Linked DNA regions of Homo sapiens: region 2 is linked to region 1. A link is an interaction called in ENCODE POLR2A ChIA-PET data of the cell type or tissue named here. Cell type or tissue: OCI-LY7. All regions are shown on one strand. Each heading gives the region's core, and the rest is flanking DNA. Links, peaks and the distances in the headings are about the cores only.

Region 1 (10,210 bases), core at 3,085-7,084:
GTGGAGAAAAGTTGTCTCTGGCACCAGACTAATCTGCTGCCCTTCCTAGGGGTGGAAATATTGCTCAATTTGATTCAGACTGAAAAGGAAGTGATTACTTATAACACCTTAAAGAAAATATAAGTGACTGTTTTGATCATCTTGGAGAATGGAAGGCTTTTCTAAGCATGACACCAAAGATTGATAGATTCAATTTCATAAAAATAAAATTTTTCCATGTTAAAATATACATGCAAACAAAATTAAAAGTTAAACTAGAAAAAATGCAGATTTCAAACAAAAGATCAGTATCTTAATAGTAGAATGAGAAAAATTAATATGTTAGAGATAAACTGGCTACTAAACATAAAAAATTCAACCTTAGTTATCAAAGAAATGGAATTTAAAATAACAATGACATACCATTTTTTTGCTTTTAAAATTGACAACAACCAAGAAAATGACAATACTTAGTTTGAGTGAAGGTAAGTAGTAGTAGAATAGGACATTCTCCTGCACTGTTGCTAGGGATGTAAATATGCAGAGAGATTTAAGAGAACACTGTGTAGTAGGTACCTCCATGAGGCCAGGTACTGTCCTGGGCCCTTTAAGGCATTTATCATCACCCTACTATTTATAACACAAAGCTAGAATAATTCTAACTTTTCAACAATAGGTGATAATAGGTTCAGTAAATTACTGAATACCTCTACAATGGAACACATTTGTTTTTGTTTTTTTTGTTTTTTGTTTTTTGTTTTTGAGATGGAGTCTCACTCTGTCTCCCAGGCTGGAGTGCAGTGGTGCAATCTCGGCTCACTGCAACCTCCGTCTCCCAGGTTCCAGTGATTCTCCTGCCTCAGCCTCCCAAGTAGCTGGGATTACAGGTGCATGCCACCATGCCCTACTAATTTTTGTATTTTTAGTACAGACAGGGTTTCACCATGTTGGCCAGGTTGGTCTCGAAATCCTGACCTTAGGTGATCCATTTGCCTCAGCCTCTCAAAGTGCTGGGATTACAGGCATGAGCCACTGCGCCCAGCTCCCATTTGTATTAGTCCATTTTCACACTGCTATAAAGAATTACCTGAGACTGGATAATTTATAAAGAAAAGAGATTTAATTGACTCACATTTCCACATGGCCGGGGAAACCTCAGGAAACTTAGAATCATGGCAGAAGGTGAAGGAGAAGCAAGCACTTTCTTTACAAGGTGACAGGAGAGAAAGAGAGAGAGGAACTGCCACACACTTTTAAACCAACACATCTCATGAGAACTCACTCACTATCACAAGAACAGCATGGGGAAAACCGCGCCCATGATCCAATCACCTCCTACCATGTCCCTCCCTTGACACGTGGGGATTACAATTTGGATTACAATTCAAGATAAGATTTGGGTGGGGACACAGAGCCAAACCATATCAACATTTAATATGGCCAATAAAAATGATGTTAAAAATATTTAATGACACAGAAAGATGCTTGCGAATTTGTTTCTAAGGGACAAATGTTGTTTACAAAAGAGAATGGCTCAATATGATTCCTTTTCAGTAAATATATCTGTAAAAATATATGCATTAAAAAGACAAACAGTATCTGTTAGCAGTAACATAATTTTGGCTTCATTTTACTTTCTAGATTTTCTACAATAAATAAATATGTTTAGATATTGCAAGAGCTAGTTTTTTGTTTTGTTTTGTTTTGTTTTTAAAGGAAGAAAATTATTTAAGGATAAGGGCAATAAACAGTACAGGTGACACATCAGGCCCACCTTACCTTAAAAGAGCTGAACAGCTGGGAGCCATCTCTCTTCCTGCTATTAGTCTCCTGCCTCAACTGGCCCTGGGAAAGAGGACCCAAGCTGTTTAGCTGGATTCTGAGGTGGTCTTTCAAGGTTTCCCCAGGTCTTCTCCAAATTCCTCTCTCAGTAGGATGAGGGCTGCTGAGAGCTAAGAAGGCACTGTCTAGCTAGTCTGGGTGGACTGGAGGGATGGGCTACAGTGAGCTCCTCTGACTCGATGCAGGATGCTAGCATCCTTCTGTTACTCAGCACCACTGCAAGGGCAGTATCTCAAGGTCTACCCAGGGTTTACCTGCGATCCAGCACAAAAGTCTGATTCTACTATCTTCAGCAGTATTTGATTCCTATTGGGAATCCTTAGCAGAAAAATGCCTGTCACCAGTAGAAAGGCTTTCCCTGAGCTCGTGTCTTCAATAGATGATCGCATTATTAGAGTTTTCCATTACCTCAACATTTCTCCTAGCCCCAGCCCAAACATTCCTTTTTATATAAATAAATGTTATTATAAAGTAAAAACAAAAACAAAACCCCCACAAACAAAAAACAGCAATGTCAACATCAACAGAAAGCATGGCCTCTAAATAGACACTTTACCAAGATTTCACCCCTTATGCTCACAGTTCTTTTAACACAGATGCTTGGTAAGCAGAGATAATTTCAGATCACCTACTGTTTCTTGATGTAAAAATAAAGAGACATATATTCAAGTCAATTTACATTTTACGAAGCACAACATTATCATATTAGGATCTGGGAATGACTTCGTGTAGACATTTTTACCCTTGTGTGACAACTGAGGACACAAGAAGTCCAGAGAGGTTTAGTGAATGGCCTGGGGTTACCTTATTAGTGGACATGCCAGGGCTCTTACGGGGAAATGGGGCTGTAGCACTAAGTAAAAACAGTTAGCGTTGCAATGTTAAATTCATTTTTGTAGCCCTCAGAGACCTGGCAGTACAGAAGAATAGCAAGACCAAAGCTCTTCATTGTGACTGTTTTGTTTATTTAGAGTTTTCTTATTTTTGTTTTATTTTGGCAAAAGTCACTTAACACAAAATTAACTGTTTTAAAGTGAACAATTTAGTGGCATTTAATATACTGACAATGTTGTACAACCACCATTTCTATCTAATTGGAAAACAGATCTGGCAGCCCAAAAGGAAAGTGTGTACCTATAAAGCAATTGCTCCCTTCTCCCACTCTAGCCAGCCCCTGGCAACCAATTCAACTTCTGCCTCTATGCATTTACCTCTTCTGAATATTTCACATGAATGAAATCATACACGTGACCTTTTAGGTCTGGCTTCTTTCACTCAGCATAGTGTTTTTGAGATTTATCCATGTTATGGCATGTATCAGAACTTCATTCCTTTTTATGGCCAAATAATATTCCATTGTATGTCTGTACCACTCTTTGTTTACCAGTCATCCCACTGATGGACATTTAGGCTGCTTCCATCTTTTGGCTATTGTGAGTAATACAGCTATGAATATGTGCGTACCTGCATTTGTTTGAATACCTGTTTTCAATTCTTTGGGGGTATATATGAGTTTTACAATTTTTATGTCTTCTACTTATTTTTTATCTGACTATAAGAGTATAGGATATTTATTAAAGAAAGTATGAAAATCAAAGAAAAAAGACAAATAAGAAAAACCACCTAAGGGTAATCAAGAATATCCCCTTCCAGAAAGGATATCCTACCAGCAAAAAGCCTTCTAAGCCTGTTCCTTCTTTCCTCCCTATACACACAGATTATTATTTTAGAAATAAATAGTCACTGAGAACATGGACTTGGTAGCCAGGAAAGCCTGGATTTGAATTCTGGCTCTGCCATTTACTAGCTGCGTCACTTTACCTTGAACTTGTTTTCCTGCCTGTGAAATGAACATAATAGTACCTACCTTGCAGAGTTTTTATGGCACATTAAATGGTGCTCAGGAAGTGTCAGGTATAATAGTACTTCCCACACAGGGATTTGCTAACTCCACCAGAAAGTGAGGTTCATGAGACAGGAATTTTGTATTTTCACCTCTGTATCAGCACAGTGCCTGCCACATGACTGGTACTCCATAAATACCTGTTGAATGTATAAGTGAATGTAACTATTGAGGACATTGGGGTTGAAATTAGAGTCCTAGGAAGGATCTTTGGGAAGAATTCAGGTCTCTGAGTTCAGAAGACAAGTAAAGACCATGGATAGAAAAATCTTGTAAGTCAGTTTTAATTCTATACAACCATAGTCCAACGGCCAGAGTTCGTCTGGTCTGACTTTGGGCCCACAGATAATGAAATCATGAGTTATTTGCAGCAATTAGGGCAGAGGCTAGGAGGCCTCTGAGGTATGCGGGGATTTGAACTTCCTAAGCTGCTAGATCAACTAAGGCTTGGGGCATTTTTTTTTTTTAAGCAAATAAGCATTTGACAGAATAAACCCAGACAAAGAGATACTTAAGCATGAAGCCTTGACAGAAACTTCCCTGAAGTAATATAGCTTGGAACTAAAGAGATGATTAGTGAGCTTCTCATGACCCTACAGGAAATCTTGCTTGGTACAGGAACACAACATTTTCGAAGTTTGTCTAAAAGAAGTTTTCACACACTCCACTGCCTCATAATAATGTCTGCAACGGGTTGCAGAGCTCGCCGTCTGCTGAATTCTTTACTGCCTTTCTTCTTTTGTGGGTCTTTATCCCCAAATAATCTGTTTGTGGACCAACTTCTGCAAGCTCAGGAGGGCTAAAGTGGAGCTGTAAGCCCTCAAACCCTCAGTAAACAGGCCAGAGGGAATGAAGAGCTGACCTCTACCTCAGCCATTAGCTGGGCCTACCTAGGATGGATCTGATCCTATATTCCAGGATAAGTCTTATTTTTTCATTCATCTCCTTTGCAGCACCTATCATTGCTGGAATTAAATGATTTTCAGTATTTCTGTGTATGTGAAAAACCTTGTCTAAAGTTTTTCTCTTCCACTAAATTGTAGAGTATCCAAAGGGAAGAATGTTTCTGCCTTTTTCATTTTTGTATCTTCAGCCAGTACAGGCCTCGTCCATGGTAGGCACTGAATAAACATTTGTTGAATAAATGAACCTAAGACATTTTATTACAAAGTTCAATTCAGCTTAAAGGCAACATAATATATTGATTAAGAACATGGGTTTGAATTCTGGGTTCACTGCTTTGTGACGTAGGGCAAGTTGCTTAAATCTCTCTTAGTTTCCTGATGTTACTTTAACAAATTATCACAAACTTAGTGGCTTAAAGCATCAGCAATTTATTCTTTCACATTTCTGGAGGCTAGAAGTACAAAATCCAGCAGAGCCACACTCTTTCTGGTGGCCCTGGAGTGGAATTCATTCCTTGTCTCTTAGTTTCTGAGGGCCCTGGCATTCTTGAGCTTGTGGCTGCATCACGTGATCTCTGCTTTCATTTTCACATTGCTTCCTCCTCTGTGGGTCCATCTAAAAACTCCCTCTGTCTCTGTCTTATAAGGACACTTGTAGGCATTTAGGCTTCTGGGGATAATGACGGATAATCTCATCTCAAGATCCTTAATTTAATTACATGTGCAAAACCCCTTTTCCAAATAAAGAAAAATTCACAGGTTCCAGAGTTTAGGACATGGACACATCTTTTGCAGGCAGGATGTCACTATTCAAAATACGACTTTTCCCTAAGGCTCAGTTTTTCATCTGTAAATCTGTCACAGTATCTCAGAATTTTTATGAGGATTAAATGTGACAATCCATGTAAATCACTTAACATGGTTCTTGGCATATCATAAGCCCTCGATAGATGGTAGCTATTAATAATTGGTATTATTTCATGAGAAAGGGAGGTGTTACTCCCGATGTCCATAAGGAACAAGTGATGGAGTTATGCCAACACATTCAGATATTTTAAAAATATATCAATATCACTATCAATCTACCCTTTTCTGTATTTATTTTATGAGTTCTGGGGCTTGTGCTTAGCCGTCTCACATATGTCATTACATTCTGTACTTACAACAACACTTGAAGGCTGGTATTCTCCCCATTTTACAGATGGGGGAAAAAATCCAGATCTTAATATTCAAGAATCTGGAGTTAGCCACAGAGCTTAAATATAAACCAAGGACTTCTCACTCCAAGCCCAGGTCTTGTCTACATTACCTCAGAAAATTGAGGACAGAAATTGACAAAGTGCCAAGCACCTATACTTGTATTAATCACTTGTTAGAATATCATGAAGAGTCAAACTACAAGGCAGGTTAGCCTAGAAGAACTCTAAAGCAGTGATTCTCAAACTTTGTTGCACACTAGAATCACCTGGAGACCTTTTAAACCTCTCAAATCACAGGCTATACACCAGACCAATAAAATAAGAATGAGGGGAGGAGGAGAACAGACCCAGGCATTAGTAATTTTTAAAATTCCCCAGGTGATACCAATTACAGCTGAGGTTAAGAATTACTGCTCTATCACTGGTCCTCAAACTTTAGTGGGCATCAGAGTCACCTGGAAGATGGTAACAATGGAGGGGAATAGGGTCTAGCCTGATTCAACGAACCCGGGTCTCTCCAAGTGACTCTAACACCCACCAAAGCTTGAGGACAGCTACTCTAAAGTAACTTTCGGCTCCCGTATTCTGATTTTCACCACTCATTCATTTCTCTCTTTATTCAAACAACTGCACTAGATGTTGGAGAGATAAGGATGCATAAAGAAGACATGACTTCTGATCTCAAGAAGTTCACAGCTTGACACGCTGTTCTTTTCTCTCTCAAAGCCCTCTCCATACTGCTTTTCCTGGTCAACCTCTCTTTGAATGGGAGACACATGAGGGCCTTGCTTGAAATGACGAAGATCTTCAATAAAATTTCTTGCATGAGGAAAGAAGAAGAATGGGGAGAAGAAGAGGAAGAACATACATGCAAACAAGCATCACCTGGCATGGGGAGGAACAAGGTGTGATCATCAGTGGGAGAAGGTGGAGTCAGGGAAGTCTTCTTGGAAGTGGTGAAGTGTGAGCTGGGTCTTTAACAATGACAAAAGGTTGGGGGAGGGTGTTCTCATCAGAGCAAATAGTAAGGTTTGCACAGATGCTTGAAATAGGATGTTGTGTTTTAGAGCACAACAAGCAAAGGTGGAGAAGGAGAAGCAGGAAACTGAGGGAGGAGCCCCATGGTAAAGCACTTTGTATAATCTCCGTTTCCCCTCCCTTTAGCCAAGCAGACCTTTTAAGTCCGAAAGTCCCAGCAAGTCTTTAGATAAGGTTAACCAAAGCTGTGGGCCCAGGGCTAGGAAAGACTTCCATGATCCCTGTGAGCAGGACCCTAGTCCATAGGTTTCTGGAAGTACCTTGAGGCCAAACTGTAAAGCCATTTTTGAAGTGGGTGCAACAGGAGGAGATAGGCTTAAATCCAAACTAAAAGACACACAGGCAAGGAAAAAACAGCCTGGGAAAAAGCCAGACACTCTTTCTCTGTGACTGCCTTATTATTTATGAGTCCAGAAATGTGCCTCGTCTTAGCCAGTAATTACTGAAAATAGTACCAAGGGAGTAAGGAATCTGAGACTCAAGATATAAGGTAGATAAGCTCTCTCCTCATTCTAAATGGTAAAAACAGGAGCACAAACACTTCCAAGCTTGCTCGGTTGCTCACCTGCCTGGGCTGGGGCAGCGGTTGCTGGGAGGATGGAGGTGGGGTTCTATGCTGCTCACACAGCCATCTGCAGAGCACCCACAGGGCCTCGTTCCTCTAGGCTGAATGCCCCCCTAACAGCACAGATGGGGAGATGAGGAATGATGGGAGGGCTTGGGTGCCAAGAGCTGGAATAACCGGCTGGAAAGACCCCTACATGGTGAGGAAGACCCTTTCTGCTCCATTGATGGCTGGATGGCAGGGGGGCTGATGGCAAATCTCTCCCCTTTGAGCAGGTTTTGAAGAATCAAGATGGACCATAAACGGTCATTTTCCCTCTATTTCCGGATAGAATTCCATATCCCTCATCTTGCCAATGCCTTTCCCTAAAGTGAATAGACTTGTCAAAAAGGATTAATACCGGTCTTAGAGAGAGAGAGCTGCTTGGTCAAAGGGAACTGATTTTCATGTTGCATGCTTCTATACTGGGTGTAAGCAAAGGGAATAAGAGCTGGTTGCCAGCAAAGGGATACAGGAGATATACAGCAGGCAAGAAGCTCCCCGCATATATCCAAATCCCTGCTCTCCTATCAGGAAGGTGTTCCTGGCTGAGTGTGGTGGCTCATGCTTGTAATCCCAGCACTTTGGGGGGCCGAGGGGGCAGATTGCTTGAGCCTAAAAGTTCAAGACAAGCCTGGGAAACATGGTGAGACCCCGTCTCTAAATACAAAAATTAGCTGGACATGGTGCACCTGTGGTCCCAGCGACTTGGAGGCTGAAGTGGGAGGATTGCTTGAGACTGAGAGATGGAGGCTGCAACGAGCCATGATCACATCACTGGACTCCAGCCTGGGCGACAGAATAAGATCTTGTCTCAAAAGAAAAAAAAAATAATAATCCCTATGTGTTTTTCGCCTTTTAACCCACAATATTTTTCTCCACAGATGAGAAATTACTCCAGATATTGCTTGTCTCTAATCATATTAGTGGTCAATTTGTAATCTAGTTATAATAATGATCAGACTATAATCAGTAATGATAATCCCTTACACATAAAATCTTTATATATATATATATAATTATATTTTAAGTTCTAGGGTACATAAAGCATTATATACACACACACAAACAAAATCAGTGTTTAGAAACATTTCTTTTTATAAAAAGTAGTTCCTAGAATTTTAAAGCTGGAATGGATATGAGAGCATTTCCTTTTGCTGCAAGGAGGAAACAGGTTACATTTACCTAAGGTTCCAGCAATTGTTTCCTGAGAGCAGCATTATCTAATAGAAATAAACTGTGAACCACAAATGTAAGTGAGAAGTGTAATTTTAAACTGTCTGCTAGCCACATTAAAAGGGATCAGGTACTATAAATTAATTTTAATGTATTTTACTAATTCAATATATGAAAATATCATTTCAACATGTAATCAATGTAAAAATTATTAGTAAGATATTTTCTTTTCTATATTAAGGCCTTGAGATCCAGTGTGTTTTACACTGATGCTACCCCTCACTTTGGACTGTCCACATTTCACATTCTCAATAGACATAGGTGGGTAGTGGCTACTATACTGGTTCACGCAGCATTGGAGTCTCAAAATGGGTAATGCAGCCAGAACAAGGATTGATGCCTCCCTTTCAACAGGTGAAAACCCTGAGGCCCAGAGCTTAAATAGGTCATTGACCTGGTGATGGAGCTGAGCTGGAACTAGAACCTAGATTCCTTGTTAAAGTGCTGTTTCCTCAAATCATGCTGCCCTCCCCTTGGGAAACAGAAGGGAGTTGGTGGGGAGGGGGCGGTCAAGAGAACTACCAGTAGTGAGCACCTATATATGCTAGAGACTGTGATGAGATTTATATTTTATTTAATTCATACACCAGCCCTTTCAAGTACATATCACTCCTCTATTTTCCATATGAGGTTAGAGAGGCTCTAAGTGTTTTAGTAGTTGATAATGGCAAGGTGACAACCTTTAAAGAAAATGGTGCTATCAATATTAGAAAGATGTTGCTTACGACCCCAACCAGCTACCAGTTTTGAAGCTGGAACACAAGGATGGATAAGCTCTCAGACACCCCAGTCCTAGGAAGACTGTTCATCAGCTTGCCACGTGCCAAGAGCCAAGGCAAGATCCAGTCTATCCTTACAATACCACCTTCAACCCATAGCTCCAAATATATACAATTAAAGCACAAGAAAACGACTCAGTCACCCCATTCTGACTAGCTAAGCATCAAGCTCTAAGCTATAGGCCAGTCAATACCATTTAAATAGACCATGTGCCAAGGACAAATCAAGTAACAGAGTGGGGACAAGAGGGAGCAAACCACTCCTGAGCTAGAGAACCTGGTCATAGGCCTTGATGGTGAAGCTTCGAGGGAAGAGGCAGGCCAGGGGGCTGAGTCTAAGATGTATCTGTATGTTGTGACCGAGCAAGCAGCTATCCTATCACAACATGGGCATGAATCCCATAGACATGCTAGTTGGCTAGGAAAACCACCTTAGGTAATTGATATGGTTTGAGTGTCTTAACCCAAATCTCATCTTGAATTGTGTCTCCCACAATTCCTATGTGACGTGGGAGGAACCTGGTGGGAGCTGATTGAACTATGGGGGCAGGTCTTTCTTGTGTTGTTCACGTGATAGTGAATGAGTTTCATGAGATCTGATGGTTTTAAAAACAGGAGTTTCTCTGCACAAGCTCTCTCTTTGCCTGCCACCATCCATGTAGGACTTGACTTGTTCCTCCTTGCCTTCTCCTATGATTGTGAGGCCTCCTCAGCCATGTGGGAAT
Region 2 (10,210 bases), core at 2,027-6,026, 80 kb before region 1:
CAGCAAACCACCATGGCACATGTATGCCTGTGTAACAAATCTGCGTGTTCTATACATGTATCCCGGAACTTAAAGTAAAATAAAAAAAAAAAAGAATTTATTACCCATGAGGGGACAGGATGTATATGACTTCATGCTATATTGATTAGTAGAGGACTGGGCACACTTGTGATTTTCCTTTGGACTCATCAGCATCCTCCTTGCAAAGTCCTGTCACACATGGCTTTAAGTAAAAATAATAATGATAATAAATTAAAAACCACCTACAAGAGGACAGCTGAGTGTGGTAGAGACAGCTGCCCACAGCACCTAGGGTGTGGATAAGAACCCTGACTCTTCTATGTACTAGTTTTAGGATCTTGAACAAGTTGCTTCACCCCTCTAAGCCTGAGTTTCTTCATCTATAATAGGGGATAATAATAGTAAAGATGTTTTAAGAAATGTCCTAAGGGTAATATAAGATAACATAGATATATAGCCTAGTGCAGAGTTTCTCAATCTCAGCGCTATTGACGTTTGGGGCTGGAGAGTTGTTTGTTGGAGCGAGCTGGCCTGTGCACTGTACGATATTTAGCAGCATCTCTGGCCTTAACCTACTAGATGCTCATATAATACCTTTCCAGTTGTGATAACCAAAAATGTTTGTAGACATTGCAAAGTGTTCCCTGGAAGGCAAAATCCCCCTCACTAGAGAACTGCTGACCTTGCCCAAAGCCTGGCACAAATGGGTGGTCAATGAATGTTAATTCTTTCCCTCCTTTTAGATAGAAACCTTTTTTTTTTAAGGTGAAGTGAGACACAACTAACTTGGAGTCATGTTAATTCAGATAATGGGAGAACTGAAATCTATATTTTCAGTAATACAGAAAAATTAACAGTGTCCACAGTTATTTAGAGAACACTGTGTATTCACTTATGAAAACATACTACTTATAAGGACTCATTTGAAAGTCATTCACATTCAGTTAATATACTAAGTTCTCAAAGCCTCAGAAAACACCTTTAAATCACCAACCATTTCAGGCAAATTTTAATTGATAATTGCAGTTAAATATATTGAAATGGCAATTATATATTTTTTAAGAAACAAAGCAACTATTTCTGACTTTGTCCTCTACTGCAGATTAACTTTCCCTTTAAATAAGCAGCTTAATGAAGTTTTGTTTCACTCACATATCTAGAGGATATTTTATAAATGTTGCATTGAGATTTTCTAGTTCCTTACTTTTTTTTTTTTGCATTTGAACTTTTTTTTAAATTTTATTATTATTATACTTTAAGTTTTAGGGTACATGTGCACAACGTGCCATCCCCATCAAGCTACCAATGACTTTCTTCACAGAATTGGAAAATACTACTTTAAAGTTCATATGGAACCAAAAAAGAGCCCACATCGCCAAGTCAGTCCTTACTAACTTCTTAAGCAGGAAATTCTTTTCCATAGCGAACCTAACATCTTCCTGCTGCTTTTTTAGCCTGTTTCCTATTGTTCAAACTTCAGTGGAAAATGAGACCAGATGTTCATAAGAAGAGCCTCATTCTTGTGTACCTGGAGTTTGTAAGTAACACCAGGCCTGGCCTGGGACTTCCTCATCTGGACCAATGATTCTCAACAGGGGGGTGATTGTCATCCCAGGGGACAGCTGGCGCTGTCTGGAGACACTTTTGGTTGTCGAAATTGGGGAGAAAGGGGTTGCTGGCATCCAGTGCGTGGAGGCCAGGGATGCTGCTAAGCAGCCTGTAATACACAGGGCAGCCCCTACAACAAGGAATTATTATCCAGGTTCAAGTGTCAAGGTTAAAAAAATCCTGCCCTAGACCATGGCTCGGAGATGAATTGAGCAGATTAACAATGAAGGAACTGTTTTAAAAAAGCGAAGGCGATCAAACCCTACTTGTCTGGCTTTGAGATAGATACCTGTTGCATTCTTCAGGAAGATTTTTCTAAGCCCACCTTTGTGCATATTCCCATCACAGCACTTGTATCACCAGCACAATGCTGGCATACAGTGGACATTTATAAAAGACAGGTGAATAAAAGCACAGCTATGAGGCCCAACAATGAATCTCCAGGGTTCCTTAACCTCCCTCTCTGGACACATCAATGTAAGCTCTGAGGGACTGAGAGGGACTTCTCTTTGTGAGAAGAAAGGAAGTGGGTGTGAAGGAGCTGGGTTTGCTTGTCTCACCCTTCCACTGTCTACACCAGGAGTTGAAGTTTATTTTCCCTCTTTGCCTCACACTGACAGGGATAGAGGCAATAGATTTGGTTTCATTTACCATTTCACTTAATCGCCTGAAATGTAAAAACCGCACAAACAGATCTGATTCCATACTTTCCACGCTCCTTCTTGTGGTGCTGCTAAGCGGAGCTGTTAAAACAAACAGGAGAAATGTGGAGGTCAGGGTTCTGCTACCTACTTCTAGTCTACTTAGCTATTGGTGCCTCTGTCTCTCATTCTCTCCAGACCTCTCCCCAGCCCTATTTGCACCTCTTGAGAGCAGGACCTTCTTTTTCTCATCACCTGAATACAGGAAGTGTTATAGTTATTAATGGGGACCAGCTCTTAATGTTTGACCAATAACTATATAGCATACACCTAAAAGCAGGAGTCTGTAACAAGTTGAAAGGAGATGACAATTGATCTTAAAGCATTACCCAAGCAATTTCTAAGATGCCTTTTTATTCCTTGATTCTGCCAAACATGATTCTGTCACAAAGCTTTTAGGTTAGCTGTCCCGTTTGCCTGGAATTATCTGCCTCTCTCTCAGATAAACGTATGGCTCACTCTCTCACTTCATTCAAGCCTTTGCCCAAATGCCACCTTATCGGAGAGGCCTCCTCTAATCAACCCATGTAAAGTAGCAACCTCTACCACATCACTCTCTTTCTACTCATTGTGATTTCTGTCTCTTCTTAAGCATCCTTGGGTTCCCCCTCAAGAATGTAAGCTCCACAAGCAATAGAGCAGAATTTGTGCCTGTTTCACTGTCATATCCTTCGTTCTTAGAACAGGAGCTGGCTCACAGTAGGTGCTCAGTAAATATCTGTGGGCTGAAGGAAAATCTCAGGGCCCTTCTTCGTCAGGAGCTTGTACCATTATGTCTCTACCTCCTCCCCAACCCACCACGCATGATGGGTTATTTAGTGCATTAGTTAATCCCTCCTCTCTTAATCAATTCCACATGTCCATATCTGGTTATTACTTAGTGTTTATCAAAACAGCTTAACTATGGGCTCCCAAAGACTCCTTAGGAATGAGACAGGACCATGGTGAACAGAGACTCCCCTGTTCCCTACCCCGTGGCACTATTAGCCTCTCCACGGCCTCAGGCATGGAGTCCCTTGATGTCCCAGTTTAAGGTTTTTACTCTACTGTGGGCATAAAACTCTTCCCTGTTTACTTTCTGCACAGAGCAGCTCAACGGCTTTTTTAGAACCATTGTAGAAGGTAAAAGTAAAAATTTCTACCCATAAAACCATGTAAAATACCCTCATGATTTCATCTGTGACCCTGAACCTTTCTTTTTCTCCAAATCCCTTTTATTTTTGTAAAAGAATGCACTACGTGCCAGCATCTGGCTTGTAAAAATAAATACAGTGACTGGCTTTCCCAAGTAACTTGGCCTAATCATCCAGTGCTCCTGAAAAGACCCGTCTCCTGAGATGCAGCAATCTTATGAACGATCTATTCCATGGTCCAGGCACAGAGGGGGCACTTACATGGGTTGAATTACACACCCCAGAGTATCTGCATTTAGAATGAGGACTAACTCTTGACTCCTATAGAATTAGATGTTTTCCTGTGGTGGGTAGATTGCTAATGCTTGATATTCCCTTAAAACACATTTGTTACGACTCAGCTATGTGTAGGCTTGATCATTTGAGGGCAGGCACTAGTAGGGGTTTGATATATTCCCAGATGAGTTTTACATCTTTTACTTAAAAACAAAATGAAGGCTTGGAGTATTTATCAAAATTAAGTGATGCTGATATAAAGTAAATAGATATCACTATCTTTAAATCAAGGTATCAATTATTAACATTTGGGGATATTACTGATAGGCTTATTTTGTTTGCTTATTTCTTGAGACAAGGTCTTTCTCTGTCACCTAGGCTGGAGTGCAGTGGTGTGATCACAGCTCACTGCAGCCTCAACCTCCTGGGTTCAAGCGATCCTCCCACCTGTGCCTCCTGAGTAGCTGGGACTATATGAACACACTGCTATGCCTAGCTTATTTTTTATTTTTTATTTTTAGTAGAGATGAGGTCTTGCCATGTTGCCCAGGCTGGTCTCAAACTCCTGGTCTCAAGCTATCCTTCCAGCTCAGCTTTCCAAAGTGCTGGGATTACAGACACGAGCCACCACACATGGTCAACTTTTTTTTAAAAAAAATACCAAATCAATAAAGTCAACTGAATTGAATTTAACTCAACATCTATTGTGTATGATTTGTAATATTTTTAAATTTTTCCAAAATTTTAAAATAGCCAGTTAGCTGAAAAATAAACTCAACTTTTTGAGACAGAGTCTCACTCTGTTGCCCAGGCTGGACTGCAGTGGTGTGATCTTGGCTCACTGCAACCTCCACCTCCTGGGTTTAAGCAATTCTCCTGCCTCAGCCTCCTGAGTAGCTGGGACTACAGGCACGCGCCACCACGTCCAGCTAATTTTTGTATTTTTTAGTAGAGATGGGTTTTCACCATATTGGCCAGCTGGTCTTGGACTCTTGACCTTGTGATCCACCTGCCTCGGCCTCCCAAAGTGCTGGGATTACAGGCGTGAGCCACTGCACCCGGCCTATTTGATCTTTATTTTCAACAATAAACCCACAAACTTAGTTAAGCAAAATGAGCATGTGTTACTTGAAATTTTAATTATTTTACAAATAACTGTTAACTAAATTTACTGTCGGAAAAAGACATTACTCAATCTGCAAACTTTAAAGCATTAGGTCAGGCAACTAATTTATTTTTATCATTATTTCTTTATTTACAGCCAACTAGAAAATATAAACATTTTATTTTTGCTTTTATAGTTTCCATTTGGAACACAAATGCTCTGGAGCAGAATGTTCCTCTGGCGGCCTCTGATGAGTTCAGATGCTCCGATGACTTTTGTTATCCTTCTCACACCACCGTGACAAGTATAATAGCAGGTGGCATTGACTGAGCACTTAGCAGCTATTCATATTTACTGAGGGCTTCCTATGGACCAGGCACTGTGCTTTGCAACAAACCAGCATATTGGAAGGATCGCCAGAACTGAACACAGATTTAACATATCAATCTGTGGGGCTTTGGCAAGATTCTTCACCACTCTGAGGCTCAATTGCCTGATCCCTGATGTGGAGGTAGTATTAACAGTCTTGCCTGCCTCGGGGAGTTGTTTGTGATGACATGCACTGTGAGCAGGATATGGCTCCATGGTGGGAGTATACGCTAATGTGTAAGATTACAGGTTCACTCCTCAGCAGCCCCACTTTATAATCCCAGAAGAAGGCCTGCGAGAACACAATCTCTGCTTCACTTCCTGGTGTATCTCCAGCACTGGGGCCCGCCAGTAAACATTTCCTGATGACATGAATAACATGTGTGAAAGTGCTTTATGAACTGTAAAACAGGGCAAAATTCCATTATATTATTGATAACATTAAATTTCCTTCAGCAACTTATTTCACCCATAGCCCCGATATTTATTTTTCATCATTGTTGGGGCAACTATTTATTTAGTACTGAGAAAATTATTTCAGGCTGATGAAGTCCTGAAGTCTAAAAGGATCTATTTCAGTTCTTTATCAATATCACAGAGCTGATTCTGCCCCACAGTCAGCTGGGATGAAAGAAGAGGCCTGTAGTACCTTGGGGAACAGTAATCCCCTCTGGCTGGACTATGCAGGACTGATCCTGAAGAATCCCAAAGCCCTGGAACCACTATAAACAGGGAGGTGTGACTGACAACTGTGACAACATGGGACAAATTACACAGACTCATACCAAAGCCAGGTCTGCACCTAGCAAAGTGCTTTAAGTTCTGGGCTGCACTGGAGCCCTAGTTTGTGCTTAAGCTTAGTTTGCCTGAGAATTCTGGCATGTGGAGGGGCAGCAGAGGTGAGCCAGTGAGAGTCTTAAGAGAGACCGCGGAACCTCCAAGACCAGACCTCACACTAGGGGCCAAGTCAGAAACATGCTTTTCTATTTGCTGCAAGCACAAATGAAGACCTTGTGGTACCTGAACTGCACAGCCCGGGCCCCTTCTTCCCCATTTCAGAGGGGGTTTGGGACTGAGTTGGCAGGGAGCCTACCTCTGGGTGGGGACTCAGTGCATCTAAAAGCACAAATACTTGTGATAAGGGTCTTTCACCCTCACTTCTCACTCACAGCACAAGCCTCCAGATCCAGTAAATCAGGGGCTTTCACTTTATTTCATCACTGCCCTGGAGTCTCCTCAAATTACCTGGAACGAATTTGAAAGGGCTGAAGTTCCTGTCGAGTGGCAGAAATATTGATTTGTGACAAGCACATGATCCAGGCTGAGGGTTAAATATAGGGGAGTGTGAGGCAGATGCTAAGTCTTACAGATGAGTAGCAATTGTGTGTAAATTGACGGAGAACGCAGCCTTTTGCATAAATTTGTCCATGGACTAGCACTTACTATTCAGCAACTGCCAATCCTTCATCTCTCAAATCCTTCAATCTCTGAAACAAAACCCACCTAAATTCTCAAATTGTCCACCACAGCTCACCCTCCAGAGGTTCTGGAGCTTGAGGAACATGACAGCTGGGTTTAGGAAAACCACTTTTCACTGAATGAGAACACTGGGTTTGGAAATCTGGCTTCCAGTCCTGGCTCTGCCATAACCAGCTCCAGAAATGTAGGCAATTTGCTTCACCTTATTCTTTTTTTTTCCCTTGGTAAAATGGAAATAATTATACCTAGGACAAAATAACTTTGTTCTAGGTAAAGAAAGCATTGTCTCAAGGCCTTATATATATATATACTATATGAAATATGTATATATGTATGTATTTCAAAAATGCATAAATACAATCTTGTCTGTGATAAACAGAATAAAGGCCCCTAAAAATGTGAATGTCCTAATCCCCAGAGCATTTGAATATGTTACATGGCAAGTGGGAATTAAGGCTGCAGATGGCATTAAGATCAGTAATCAGCTGACCTCAAAATAAGGAGATTCTCCTGAATTTTTTGGGTGGGTCCAGTGGAATATAAACATCCTTTAAATATGGAGGAAAGAGGCAGAAAGTCAGAATGTTACAATGATGCAGTGTTCAGAAGGATTCCACTGTCTGTTGCTGACTGAATTTGGAAGAGGGCTGCTAGCCAAGAAATGCAAGTCACCTCTAAAGCCTGGAAATGACAAAAAAAAAATGGATTCTCCCCTTGAGCCTCCAAAAGGAACCTTAATTTTAGGCCAGTGAGGCCCATTTTGGACTTCTGACTTTCAAAACTGTAAGACAGTCAACAAGTTTGTGCTACTTTTTTAGAGTAGCCATTAAAAAATTAATTTAGCAAATGAGGAAACTAACATACCACCCATAAGACTGTACCATTGTCATCATTGTTTACATTGTCAGAATCCTTGACATCATCATCATTATCATCATCAAGACTTTATTTCATGGCTATTATTAAAAAAAAAAAAACAGATGCTGGTGAGGTTGTGGAGAAAAAAAGGAATGCGTATACACTGTTGGTGGGAGTGTAAATTAGTTCAACCACTGTGGAAGACAGTATGGTGATTCCTCAAAGACCTAAAGACAGAAATACCATTAGACTCAGCAATTCCATTACTAGGTATATACCCAAAGGAATATAAATCATTCTATTATAAAGACATGTGCATGAGTATGTTCATTACAGCACTATTCACAATAGCAAAGTCATGGAATCAACCCAAATACCCATCAATGATAGACTGGACAAAGAAAATGTGGCATGTATAATATACTCCATGGAATACAATGCAGCCATAAAAAAGAATGAGATCATATTCTTTGCAGGGCCATGGACGGAGCTGGAGGCCATTATCCTTAGCAAACCAATGCAGGAACAGAAAAGCAGATACCACATGTTCTCACTTGTAAGTAGGAGCTAAATGATGAGAACACATGGACACATGGAGGAGAACAACACACAGTGGGGCCTATTGGAGGGTGGAGAGTGGGAGGAGGGAGAGGATCAGGAAAAATAACTAATGTATACTAGGCTTAATATCTGGCTGACGAAATAATCTGTACAACAAACCCCATGACACACATTTACCTATGTAAAAACCCTGCACATCCTGCACAAGTACCCCTGAAATTTAAAGTAAAAAATTAAAAAAAAAAGACTTTATTTCAAATACATCCTGGGAATGAGATTTCAAGCAATGTATAATTTTGCCAAAATTTTCAGAAACCAAATCAGATGGTATCTCATGGAGTGAGTGACAAAGGGATTTTATCTTTAAGAATGATATCATATTGTTTCTATGCAAACACTGATGGTATTGTTCACATTATTTATTTATTTTACAAACCCTTTGTTCCTAGTACAAAAGTATACTTCAGAGCAAATTATTTTAGAATAGTATTAAGAGGTTTATTTAGAATATCTTTGTTAACATAGCTAAAAGATCTAAGGACTAATCTTGGCTCTACCAATTATAAACTTCATAATTTATAGCCTATCACTTTACTTCTTTGGCCACGGTCTCTCTTTCTGTAAAACATTTCATGTTTGAACTAGATACTCTTCCTTAGATCACTTCCAGTTTTAAGAATGTTGAGTTTAATTTCTTGTTTTATATAATGGGAGACCATGACCTAGAGGAAGTAAGTTTTATGTCTAATTTCTAATAATTCAGATATTTTTGGGGTAAGCTTTTACAATTGAAGTATAATATACATACATAATTCTGCACAAATGATAACTATAGAATTCAATTAATTTTTGCAAAGTGAACACAGCTCTGTAACTACCACCTAAATAAAGATATCAAATGTTATGGCACCCAGGAACCTCCCCTATGACTTTCCTGGTCATTCCCTTCAAGAGGTAACTATTATTTTGATTTCTATCACAAATGGGAATTAACATGGCATTCACCCATGTTGCTGCCTGTAACTATAATTCATTACTTTTTGTTGCTGTATATTATTTTGCTGTATGAATACATAGTACCATAATTATCTATCTTATTGCTAGTAGAAATTTGGGCTATTACCATTTGGAGACCATAATAACTTAGATTTCTCTTCTCAAGTTAATGTTTGTAAAATATAAAGCATTTTGTTCTATTTAATTGAACTTAGTATCCCTGGCTTATTTATTTTGAACGTTCCTATTTTACATTTTCTGTCCAGCAGGGAGAAGTCTAAGAGACAAAATCAATAAGGCTAGAGAAGATTGGCTTTCTCTGGATACTGTACCTTATCCATGTGAACAGGAGATTTTATAGTGACTTGTTTCAGTATAAACAAAGAGGACTGGAATAACTGATTGCTGAGGACTCCAATCATGGCAGCACTGTATGATATGAATGTAAAATAAGCATGACTGACTGCAACAAGAAGGCAGCCTGAATCTACCTGAAGAATCCTCAGGCCATCCGATTTGATGATATAGTCAGTAGGATTGTTTGGTTTGCTAGTAACATAAATTCAAAGCTTCAGGAAGGAGACTGGGCACAGCGGCTCATGCCTGTAATCCCAGCACTTTGGGAGGCCAAGGCGAGTGGATCATTTGAGGCCAGCAGTTCTAGACCAGCCTGGCCAATATGGTGAAACGCCGTCTCTACTAAAAATACAAAAATCAGCTGGGCATGGTGGCACATGCTTATAATCCCATCTACTCAGGAGGCTGAGGCATAAGAATCGCTTGAACCCAAGAGGTGGAGGTTGCAGTGAGCCAAGATTGTGCCACTATACTCCAGCCTGGGTGACAGAGCAAGACTCTGTCTCAAACAAAACAAAACAAAACAAAACAAAACAAAACAAAAACAACAAAACACACACACACAAACACCAAAGCTTCAGGAAAAAAAAGGCAGACTAAATTATATGGTAAGTAGGCTGTTTCATTGAACTGAAATGCAAAAGTAAACCGGAGATGTAAGTTGTCACAAGATCTCTCTTCTTGGTTCTCTTTCCACTGCTCAATCCATACAGTGAGTAAAATTTTACGTCTTAACTCTCTCCTGC

Evidence for each region. ChIA-PET counts read pairs that join two places held together with the same protein. Peaks named below come from ENCODE experiments on the same cell type or tissue, not always from the same donor. Only the 100,000 strongest peaks of a DNase experiment are listed, where the experiment ranks them.
Region 2: POLR2A ChIA-PET joins it to region 1 with 5 read pairs; 2 of 35 experiments call an interaction of 5 or more read pairs at or near these places.

What each region holds. Positions count from the first base shown.
Region 1 is chr1:64,015,012-64,025,221 of GRCh38, reverse strand. The region is part of intron 2 of ROR1 (receptor tyrosine kinase like orphan receptor 1); the gene reads right to left. Among named protein-coding and RNA genes, the nearest start is that of ROR1-AS1, 92 kb to the left of the region's middle. In OCI-LY7, for the core only: no CTCF peak of the experiment used is centred there; a DNase peak (open chromatin) is centred at 5,181.
Region 2 is chr1:64,094,368-64,104,577 of GRCh38, reverse strand. The region is part of intron 4 of ROR1 (receptor tyrosine kinase like orphan receptor 1); the gene reads right to left. It overlaps ROR1-AS1 (ROR1 antisense RNA 1), which reads left to right. Exons shown (of 6, transcript NR_110666.1): 6 at 9,374-10,136. Among named protein-coding and RNA genes, the nearest start is that of ROR1-AS1, 13 kb to the left of the region's middle. In OCI-LY7, for the core only: no CTCF peak of the experiment used is centred there; no DNase peak of the experiment used is centred there.